2 separate regions of the Homo sapiens genome follow, and region 1 is linked to region 2. A link is an interaction called in ENCODE POLR2A ChIA-PET data of the cell type or tissue named here. Cell type or tissue: K562. All regions are shown on one strand. Each heading gives the region's core, and the rest is flanking DNA. Links, peaks and the distances in the headings are about the cores only. Region 1 holds the start of LINC01502 (long intergenic non-protein coding RNA 1502). Region 2 holds the start of PPP1R26-AS1 (PPP1R26 antisense RNA 1).

Region 1 (5,368 bases), core at 304-5,303, 100 kb before region 2:
GATGGGTGGATGTATGCATGGATGGTAGATGAATGAATACTGGTTGGGGAATGGGTGAAAGATGGATGATGGAGTGGATGAATAAATCGTGGGTGAATGGGGGTGTGAATAGATGAAGAGGTGGCCAAATGGCTAGATGGATGGGTGGAAGATAAATGGTGGATGGATGGTGGATGAATTGATGGTGGTGAAGGGGGAATGAATGGTAGATGAATGAATGGAGGATAGATGATAAATGCATGTATATATCCATAAATGGATGAATGAATAAATAATGGAATAAATGGATGAATGGATGGATTGGTGGGTGGTGGGTGAATGAATGGTGGATAGATTGATGGATGAATAGGTGGGAGGATGGGTGAATGATTGCATGGGTGAATGGATGGATGGATGGTTGGTTGGGTGGATAAATGGGTGTGTGTATGGATTGATAGATGGGTAGATGGATGGAGGAATGGATGGATGGGTGGATGAATGATTAAATGGAATGAATGGCTGGATGGATGAATGGATGGATGCAGGGGTGAATGAGTGGGTGATTGAGTAGACAGATGGACAGGTGAATGGGTGGGTGGATGGATGGTGGATGGATAGATGAATGAATAGATGGAAGGGTGGGTGAATGGGTGAATGGATGGGTGGGTGAGTGGGTGGCAGGTGAATGAATAGTGGATAGATTGATGGATGAATAGGTGGGAGGATGGGTGAATGATTGCATGGGTGAATGGATGGATGGATGGTTGGTTGGGTGGATAAATGGGTGTGTGCATGGATTGATAGATGGGTAGATGGATGGAGGAATGGATGGATGGGTGGATGAATGATTAAATGGAATGAATGGCTGGATGGATGAATGGATGGATGCAGGGGTGAATGAGTGGGTGATTGAGTAGACAGATGGACAGGTGAATGGGTGGGTGGATGGATGGTGGATGGATAGATGAATGAATAAATGGAAGGGTGGGTGAATGGGTGAATGGATGGGTGGGTGAGTGGGTGGCAGGTGAATGAATAGTGGATAGATTGATGGATGAATAGGTGGGAGGATGGGTGAATGATTGCATGGGTGAATGGATGGATGGATGGATGGATGGATGGTTGGGTGGATAAATGGGTGTGTGTTTTGATAGATAGATGGGTGGAGGAATGGATGGATGGGTGGATGAATGATTAAATGGAATGAATGGATGGATGGATGAATGGATGGATGCAGGTGTGAATGAGTGGGTGATTGAGTGGATGGATGGACAGGTGAATGGGTGGGTGGATGGATGGTGGATGGATAGATGAATGAATAGATGGAAGGGTGGGTGGATGGGTGAGTGGATGGGTGGGTGGGTGGTAGATGAAAAGCCCACAGAATGAAACTTTGACTCTTAGAACATCTCCTATTAATTAGCTGCCACAGGTAATAAAGGTTTGTAACACCAAAGGCACTAAAATTACCATCCTTATGTTAGGCAAAGAGGTCTTTCACAGCATACATGCGTAATCTCCTACCAGACTTTATTGTTTTACAGGAAAAACAATAAACCCATGGCTGCTGGACTTCTCACCTTACAGAAGTGCCTGTGAGAGATTGTGGTGAGGTGCTTGGGGCAGGAAGGTCCTGGGCTGAGCCCAGAGCCTGAGCAAGCCCTCCGTGTGTGGCGTTCTTCAGCACATGATCCAGTTAAAAAGGGACCTGCTGACTGAAACTGTTAGAAGCCGGAAAGGTGGACTCCAAAGTGGCTGCAGCCTGGTGAAGAAGAGTGGCCAGTGACCTCCTTTCCATCAGCCCAGGGCCTGGATGGCAGCGAGAGCCTGAGAAGCTCCCTCGCTCACCCCACGTGTCCCCACCAGGCACTCACCTTACATTCATTTTTAACATAAAGTTACCCTGGAAACGCTGGATCCAGAATGGTGGCAGAGGGTGAGCCGTCTCCTCTTTAAGTAGCTCCCTGTCCTGCTCCCAGCGCAGGGCGTGCCACAGTCCTTCCACCTATAGGGAGATGCCATAGTCACTGGAGCGTAGGGAGGGAGGCCAAGCCTTTCCCGTCTCCCCCAACATTTCAGCAGACACCACTGCTGCATGACACAAATTTCTGAGGATGTGGGAATTAACCGTGAAATGGTTGAGGGTGGAAGAAGGAATAAGAGGGAAAGAGGCTGGGCGCTATGGCTCATGCCTGGAATCCCAGCATTTTGGGAGGCTGAGGTGGGAGGATCGCTTGAGCCCAGGAATTCAAGACCATCCTGGCCAACAAAGTGAGACTCCTGTCTCTATAAAAAAAATACAAAAATGAGCTGGGTATGGCGGGATGTGCCTGTAGTCCCAGCTGCATGGGAGACTAAGGCAGGAGGGCTGCTGGAGCCCAGGAGTTTGAGGCTGCAAAGAGCCATGTTTGAGCCATGGGTGACACTCTAGCCTGGGTGACAGAGTAAGACCCCATCTCAAAGAGAGACAGAGAGGGAGAGAGATAGAGAGAGGGACAGAAAGAGAGAGAGAAAGAAATGGCAGTGGAAGAGGGTGTGGGGTTTTGTTGCAAAGCAAACTAGACAGAGATATTCAAGGGGCAGTCAGGAGTCCTGGTCCCTGATAGCCCCACATCCGTCAGCAGAAGGGGAGCCAGGCCAGAGGCTGGGACAGGGGCCCTCTTGTGAGGCCTGAAGGATCAGGGCAAACCTTAATGTTGGGGGATGAGACAGGAAGACATCCAGGGGCCAAAGGGGCTAGAGCTCACGTGTCGACCGGTCAAGAGTCAGCAACATGCCGTGGCGCTGGCTGAGCCCAGCTCATCTTGTGACCACAGCCATGGCTGCTGCGTGTGAACAGCCCACAGGTGACCAGCGCTGCTTCCTTCCCCTGCTTGTCCCCGGTGCCTCTGAGCATGAGACTCGACAGCATTCTCCCCAAAGCAAGCAGCAGTCAGTCCCGCCCTGGGCATGCAGGCCTTGGGCCTGGCCACTCGTGTCTGTTCTCGCAGTGCAAGCTCCCGCCTCCCTTGGGTCGCACGCTGCTGGACTGTGGCGTCTCTGGGGCACAGGTGTGGACTTCCCAGGCCCAAAAGCCACAGATGAGCATTGGGTTGAAAGAGCGAGTCCCTGAGACCTGGGGAGGGGACCGAGGCCATGGAGGAGGTGGGAATGCAGGTGAGGCAGTGGGGAGAGGTCCTCAGGCCCCGGGGGGAGGAGAGTGTGGCCAGAGGCCGAGCGGCTCTCAGAGAAGGGAGGGAGGCTCTGTGGAGCAGGAATCCTGGACACAGCTGTGGGGGCCCAGGTGCCGGGGGGCCTGGTCCACCAGCCTGAGCACCAGGAGCTCCTGTGTCCAGGCCACATCAGCCCAACCAGAGGCCCAAAAGTCTCAAGAAGTCAAGGCCGTGGCGACCCCTGGGGATGTTAGGACCAGACGTCTGGGCACTTGCCGCCCTTAAGTCTTTTCTCTAATAATGCCACAAACTTGTAAAAGTCATTTAATCTTGACAAGAACTTGTGGGGTTTTGTTTGGCTGTTCGGTTGTTTTTGAGACTGAGTCTTGCTTTTTTTGACTAGACTGGAGGCCTCCGCCTCCCGGGTTCCAGTGATTCTCCTGCCTCAGCCTCCCGGGTAGCTGGGATTACAGGCATGTGCCACCACGCCCAGCTAATTTTTGTATTTTTAGTAGAGACGGGGTTTCACCATGTTGGCCAGGCTGGTCTTGAACTCCTGACCTCAGGTGATCCACCTGCCTCGGCCTCCCAAAGTGCTGGGATTACAGGCGTGAAACACTGTGCCCGGCCAAGAATGGATTTTATATGACCCCCGATGTGTTGCCCTTGCAAAATGAAAACTCAGAAAAGGGGGATTCCCCACAGCTTCTACCAAACCTGAGCTCCCCAGGGGGAGACGCTGTCTCTGGGAGATGAAGGTACTCAACAAAAACCTCCCCAAACCCTGGCCCTGGGAGAGGCTGGGTGAGCTGGGGTGGGATCTTCACCTCACCAAGATGCCCGTTGGCCTCTGAGCAGTCACCCCGCAGTGGAGACACCAGTTCTGCCTACAGGAGTGAGTTTGCCCAGGCACTGCTTGGCACCCCCTTCTCTACCCAGGGGACGCCACCAAAGGCACAAGGGGGACCCTTCAGCTGACGATGTCCCCCGGGGTTTGGGTCACTGCTGTGCGACGGGTGTGAGGCTGGGCATCCGGTCCAGGGTCTGGAGACCGTGGCCCGGGAAGTGGCTCTTGTGTGTGCCCACCTCACCCTCCCGAAGCTCTCACCTTCTCAGCGGGGACAGGAACCATCTGGGTCCCCTGGGCTCACAGCATGGAAAGCAGGCTCAGCCCAAGGGTCCGCATTAGTGGCTGCATCGTGGCTGTGGCCCTGTGTCAGCTCCGGGCTTGCACTGCCAGGCTGGCTGTAGCGACTCTGGCTCTCTCTGGTTGTCCATTTATTCCCTGACTCTGGGCTGACTGGGAACTGGGTGAGTTTCCAACTCACTTGTTTTTCACAATGGCCGCGGACCATCCCAGCAGGGGTGGGGCCATGCTGGAAAAACACTGACCATTCCGTAAAGCATCCTGTTTGTCCATCTTGGACCCTGTTTTCCTAAAGCTTCACCTCAAGAGAGAATGTCACCAAAGCAGGACGAGTGAAAAGGTTTCTTAGAACAACAACAAATACATGGTCTGCTGACTCCTCCTCAGCCCCTCGTGTCTGGCTGTGCTGCTGGCTGCAAATCTATCCCCGTCACTGGCACGTGGTTCCATGAGGATGTGAGCAGTGACAGCTCCACCACTGCACCCAGGACCCGCTGAACCCTGAGCAGAGTGCGTCACAGCCACGTCAGCCCTGAACCCACAACCAGCAGAGGCAGTGTCTGCCTGCCCCTTCCTGACCGGCTTCTCAGCCCCAGGCCCCGAGGCCCCGTGTCCGCCTGCCCCTTCCTGACCGGCTTCTCAGCCCCAGGCCCCAAGGCCACGTCTGTGCTTCCCAGGGAAGGCTTTTCTTGGATTCTGCTTTCCTCTCTCACCTTCCTCCCCCGATTCTGACTATCTCCCTTTCCCGCCCTCCATCTCTCTCCATGCCAAAATGGCTCCTGTTTTTGTTCCTCTTCTGGGGGATCTCAGCCTCTCCTGGTGTCTTGGGCACCCTTTCTTGACTTCCAAAGCTTCATCCTGGATGTGCATCTCCTAAATTCTAGGTTCTTGTATGTAGCTGCCAAATGGACACCTCCCTCCTGATGCCCCACAGCTCTGACCTTCAGGACACCTCTGAACAAGGCCACACCTCTACAAATACCCCTGGGTGTCACCAACAATATTTCCATCTTCCTCCAGTTGGCCTTTCCATTTTGCCTGTAACTTATGACTCATCTTTCAGACCTAAGTCCTCCTGTCCAATCTCCCT
Region 2 (5,368 bases), core at 168-5,167:
TTATGAGGGAGCGTTTTAAGCTGAAACGGAAAATAAGCCCCCGAGACAGAATTATTCAGGAGACCCCGCGTGCATCGTCAGTGGGAAATGAGGACATGTCACCTTGGGTTTATTCAAGAGCAGGGTGCCTCCAATTCAGGATCTGGGAGGAAAATGACTTTCTCGCTCTGATTCCCTGCAGAAAATAAATTGGGCGAGGGCCCTTATTCTTACTAGACACTGTTTCTACGTTTGCTCCTCTCCTCAAACAGGAGGGCCTGGAGGGGCCAGCAGGAGTGCGGCGGGACAGGTGACCCCCTCCTCAAAGGCAGGAAAACCTTGCAGAGTAAAAGGCAGAGGTGACAAAGGCCAGAGGAAGTGGGCATCTCTGACCCAGACGACCTCTTGGACAGGAGCCTGCCCAGGGCGGGGGAGCTGCATGGACTTGAGAGACCTATGTGTGAGGGTTTGGCCAGGGGCACCCCCAGGACAGGATGGGGCAGGGGGCAGCCAAGCGGTCACACGGCCACGATGGAGGCTTCGGCTGATTCTCGGGGGGCCCTGGAGCATGGCAGCCCCTCAGATGGCCCCTGTCAAGGAAATTGGCCGGACATTTACACCTCTAAACCCCCTGCACGGCCATTGGACGTGGGCTGCCCCTGGGGAACCTCAGCCCGGGACTGTCATTTGGGCTGGGCAGCCGGGGACCATGGAGTGCTCCTGCCCTGAAGGGGGCCCAGACAGCTGCCCTGTGTCACCCCAAGTTCCCCAGGACCCTCCTTCCTGGGGAAGCAGCAACTGGAATCTTTTACTTCAGAAACTCTGCTAGGAGCTCACTTTCTCCATCTCTTAGGCAAAGAGTTAGTTCACTTGTTAAGTCTCTCTGAGAAATGTTATCTCAACCATGTTCAGTGGAAGAGGCTGCTGAAGCCGTATCAGAAATGATAAGCTGATAAGACTTAGCTATACAACTCTGAAATAGAATGTTGGCAATCAAGGTTAAAACAATGGTGAATGTGACGAGGGGAACAGATTCTGGTAAAACCTCTCACGAGGAGGTTTCTGCACTCTTGTTAAATGAACGTGGTGCAGAGTAAAAATGAGAAAGGTCACGATTTTCTTGAGTCTCAAAAATTTCCCCTAGATCCATGGAAATGATTCTATTTCAGTTTTCCTTTGGCAGAAAGAAGAGGGACTCTACCGCACGTTCTGTGAGTCTTGGAAAGGCATTACAGAACGTTTGATATTTTTGTATAAAAACCTACTCATGATGTCCTGAATCACTTTATTCTGAGGTAGGGGAGGGTAAGGAGCCTCCGCAAGTCTTGATACAGATTTGTAGTTTCTGGCCGGGCACAGTGGCTCACACATGTAATCTCAGCACTTTGGAAGGCTGAGGCAGGCAGACTGCTTGGGCCCAGAAGTTTGAGACCAGCCTGGGCAACATAGCGAGACTCTGTCTCTAAAAAAAAGGAAAAAAAATATGTATACGTATATTTATATCTACGTTTGTAGACCCAGCTACTCGGGAGGCTGAGGTGGGAGGATCGCTTGAGCCCAGGAAATTGAGGCTGCAGTGAGCTGTGATTGTGCCACTGTGCTGTAGCCTGGGCAACAGAGCAAGACCCTGTCTGCAATATATATCTATAGTTGTTTTTGTATGTAGCAGTTTGGCACTGTACAGAAAAGTAGGGCTGCATGGAAGCTGTACCTTTCACCAGCCCAGGACCATCCAAGGCCAGAAGGCATTGAGGGCTGAGCATCGGGAAGAGGCAGGTGTCCCAGGCCCCTCTGTGCCCCAGAAGACTCTGCCTAGCTTCAACCTAAGGCAGCCTTCAAAACCACTCCTGCCACAGTGCAGCAGTATTTCCCGGGGAGAAACACCTGCCCACTTTTCTCTCAGCCTGGTGGTCATGAAGGGAGATGGTAAGGTCCGCTTTGACGGATCATGACACCCCGAGCTCATGTTAGAAAGGGAAGGGAGATGGCCTGGGGTCTATCTGTGGCCACACACAAAGTTGGACCTTAGGATGGGCTCCCTTTGCCACCTATGGCCTTCAGAAGGTCCCATCTGTGATGGTGGCTCCAGTGAGGAGGGAGTCCCCATTTCCAAGGGTCTCCCTTGCAGAGATGGCCAGGAACCGAGGGTGAGCACAAATTGGGGGTGGGCACAGCCTGACGAGGGCAGCTGCTTTGGGTTTTTTTCCTCCCTTGAATCAGAAGTTCAGATGCAGCGTTTCCCTGGGAATCTGGGCTTTTAATTTTTCTCTTTTCCTTTTTAAGTTTTTTATCAGCAGTGTTTTGTTTCACTGCCCCAAGTGGAACCGATGAGCGGGGTGCTACTGTGTGGTTGCCCCCACATCTGACTCACCTCAGTGCCCAGGATGGGAGCAAAGCACAGGTGAGCTGCCCCGCCAGGCCCCTGCGGAGGGGGTGCATGCATGGAGACAGCTGTGGGTGTGGAGGTAAAGCACTCCCATTCCAAGCCCATTGCCCAGAGGGGAGAGCTGGGGGACAGAGGTGAAAGCACTTCCAGACCAAGCCCGTTGCCCGGAGACCCCTTCTTGTTTCCGTGGCAGCAGCTGCTGACCTTTCCGACCTTTCCACCTGCGTTCTGAAACCAGCGTCTCTGGTTACAACCAAAGAGGTTGCTCAGTCACACTCCTGAAAGGCAAAAGGAGGTTGGCCAGTAAAAAAGATGTAAACCCTAGATGTAGTTCTTAGTGTGGAAGCCACAGGAGAACTTCCAATGTGGCCACGGGGATCGCCGAGGCTTTTATGCAGGTAACTGAGCTGGGTGACCAGCTGCCTGGTTAACAGTTGGGCAGAAGTGACCTATTGTTGTGCTCTGTGCTGTCTACTTACAGCTACCGCATAGCAACATGGTAGAGACTGTGACGTTTTGCTCGGCATCAGGTGAAGGCATTCGGGAGTAAGTTTCACAACAGAAGACAGGCTCAGAAGCAGATCATCCGAGTCGGGGGAGAGAGGCGGCGACTAGTCAGGCTCCCTCGAATCCCAGGCTGTGATTATTATCTGCAGCCTGTGTCACCCAGGATGAAAGGGGATGGAAAAGCCGTGCATACCCTTGGTGACAAAGCCACTCCTGCTCTTAAAGGCTGGAGCAGGACATCTGACACAATCCCAGGTCTCCATGGAGGCAGGGGCATGGCCGGCAGCTGTAGACCACAGCCTCCGGGCTCTGGCGTGGAGGAAGAAAAGGAAACCAGCACAGAATTTTTTTTTTTTTGAGACGGAGTCTGGCTCTGTCCCCAGGCTGGGGTGCAGTGGTGTGATCTTGGCTCACTGCAACCTCTGCCTCCAGGATTCAAGTGATTCTCCTACATCAGCCTCCTGAGTAGCTGGGATTACAGGTGCTGGCCACCACGCCAGGGTAATTTTTGTATTTTTAGTAGAGGCGGGGTTTCACCATGTTGGCCAAGCTGGTCTTGAACTCCTGACCTCATGATCAGCTCGCCTCAGCCTCCCAAAGTCTTGGGATTGCAGGCGTGACCCATCGCACCCGGCCAGCACAGAATATTTTTAATTGAAAAAGGAGGGGGCTGCTTTGTGAATTTTTTTTTTTTTTTTTGAGATAGAGTCTTGCTCTGTCCCCAGGCTGGAGTGCAGTGGTGCGATCTTGGCTCACTGCAACCTCTGCCTCCAGGATTCAAGCGATTCTCCTACATCAGCCTCCTGAGTAGCTGGGATTACAGGTGCTGGCCACCATGCAGGCTAATTTTTGTATTTTTAGTAGAGGCGGGGTTTCCCCATGTTGGCCAGGCTGGTTTCCTGACCTCAGGTGATCCTCCCTCCTCGGCCTCCCAAAGTGCTGGGATTACAGGTGTGAGCCACTGTGCCCAGCCCAACTTTGTGAAAATTCTAAAGGATCAAGAGCAGACTGGGAAAGTGGGACCTTGGTCTTTAAGGCTCAGCTTAGGGAGGTGACAGCTGTGTGCAGCCGTGTCCAGGAAGTGGTCCACGGTCAAGGGAGAACTCTGTAATCTGAGTGTGGAGAAAGGTATTGCACAGTCCCCAGACACCCCTAAACATTTCTTCAGAGCCATCTGAGAACCGGCCCTATCTGGGTCATTGCCATAGACAGAGGACACAGCTTGGGGTGCAGAGGACCCAGCCTGGCCCTGAGGCTGAACCATCTGAATAGATCCTGAACACTTGTGGAGACGGAGCTCTGCTGCCCCGAAACCCCGGGATGGACACAGGAAGACGAGCCCGTGCTTTGTACACCAAAGAAAATGACTGAGGAGTCTCAATCTATCGAGAGGTTTATTTTGCCTGGGTTGAGGACGTGCCCAGGGGAAAGTGTCGGCAAACCAGATCCGCAACTTCAGGAGAAGGATGGGCTCCGCGGGCTAGGCGGGTCCGAAGGAGCACAGTAGGACCTGCGGCCTGCACGATTTCCAAAGAGGGTTTGAGAACTTCCGTATTCAAAGAGGAAAGAGCAGACAGTAGGGAAAAATGGAAAGAAAAAAACGGGAGGGTGGATAAAAGAGGCCAGCGGTTGCATTCTTTTGAGGCGTTGATGAGCCTTCCCTGAATCCCCGTTTTACATGGGAAAGGTGGAAGAGGAACAGTAAACTGTGCATTCATCCTGTGCTCAGTGAACCTGCATCTTTATGGAAGAACAGTAGAGGAGGGAGTCAAAGATGCGTTTGTCTCCCGTGAGCGGAGGGAAGACTTCTAGTCCTGTCTTTGTCCCATACCTGTGCAGATAAGCTGTTAATTTACATTTTCAGGGTGAAATTCAGCAGAACTCTGTTTTAGGACAAAGTTCTTGGAAAAGAAAGAAAGAAAAAAGATGTGTTGCCTGTAATCCCAGCACTTTGGGAGGCCGAGGCAGGCAGATCACCTGTCAGGGGTTCGAGACCAGCCTGGCCAACATGGTGAAACCCCATCTCTACTAAAAATACAAAAATTAGCCAGGCGTGATGGCACGCGCCTGTAGTCCCAGCTACTTGGGAGGCTGAGGCAGGAGAATCACTTGAACCCGGGAGGTGGAGGCTGCAGTGAACCCAGACCCTGCCACTGCACTCCAGCCTGGGCAACAAGAGCGAAACCCCATCTCAAAAAAAAAAAAAAAAAGATCTTGGGGACCACAATGTATTTCCTTGTGAGCAAACAGTGAGGGGGGCCCCCTGGGGAGGGGAGTGGCCTTCTGTCTTTGCATCTGTCTATTTAGGAAGACACTGGGAGGTAGTTTTGGGTGACCCAGTTCCCAAGCTTAACTCTTCTTTTTGGCATAGTGAGTTTGGGGTCCTGAGATTTTTATTTTCCTTTTACCTCTTTAAGCTGGAGGAGAAGGAAACTTCTCAGGGATTATCCCAGCACATTATCTTATCTTCCTAGGCTTGAGATAAGACAGAACTGC

Evidence for each region. Peaks named below come from ENCODE experiments on the same cell type or tissue, not always from the same donor. Only the 100,000 strongest peaks of a DNase experiment are listed, where the experiment ranks them.
Region 1: POLR2A ChIA-PET joins it to region 2 with 5 read pairs; 3 of 35 experiments call an interaction of 5 or more read pairs at or near these places.

What each region holds. Positions count from the first base shown.
Region 1 is chr9:135,573,966-135,579,333 of GRCh38, reverse strand. LINC01502 (long intergenic non-protein coding RNA 1502) reads right to left here and starts at 4,409. Exons shown (of 4, transcript NR_109814.1): 1 at 4,240-4,409; 2 at 1,854-1,984. It overlaps LOC105376316 (a long non-coding RNA gene), which reads left to right. Exons shown (of 2, transcript XR_930428.3): 2 at 1,524-1,908. In K562, for the core only: no CTCF peak of the experiment used is centred there; no DNase peak of the experiment used is centred there; H3K27me3 peaks cover 3,451 bases.
Region 2 is chr9:135,469,472-135,474,839 of GRCh38, reverse strand. It overlaps PPP1R26-AS1 (PPP1R26 antisense RNA 1), which reads left to right and starts at 2,591. Exons shown (of 3, transcript NR_038969.1): 1 at 2,591-2,763. In K562, for the core only: no CTCF peak of the experiment used is centred there; a DNase peak (open chromatin) is centred at 2,989.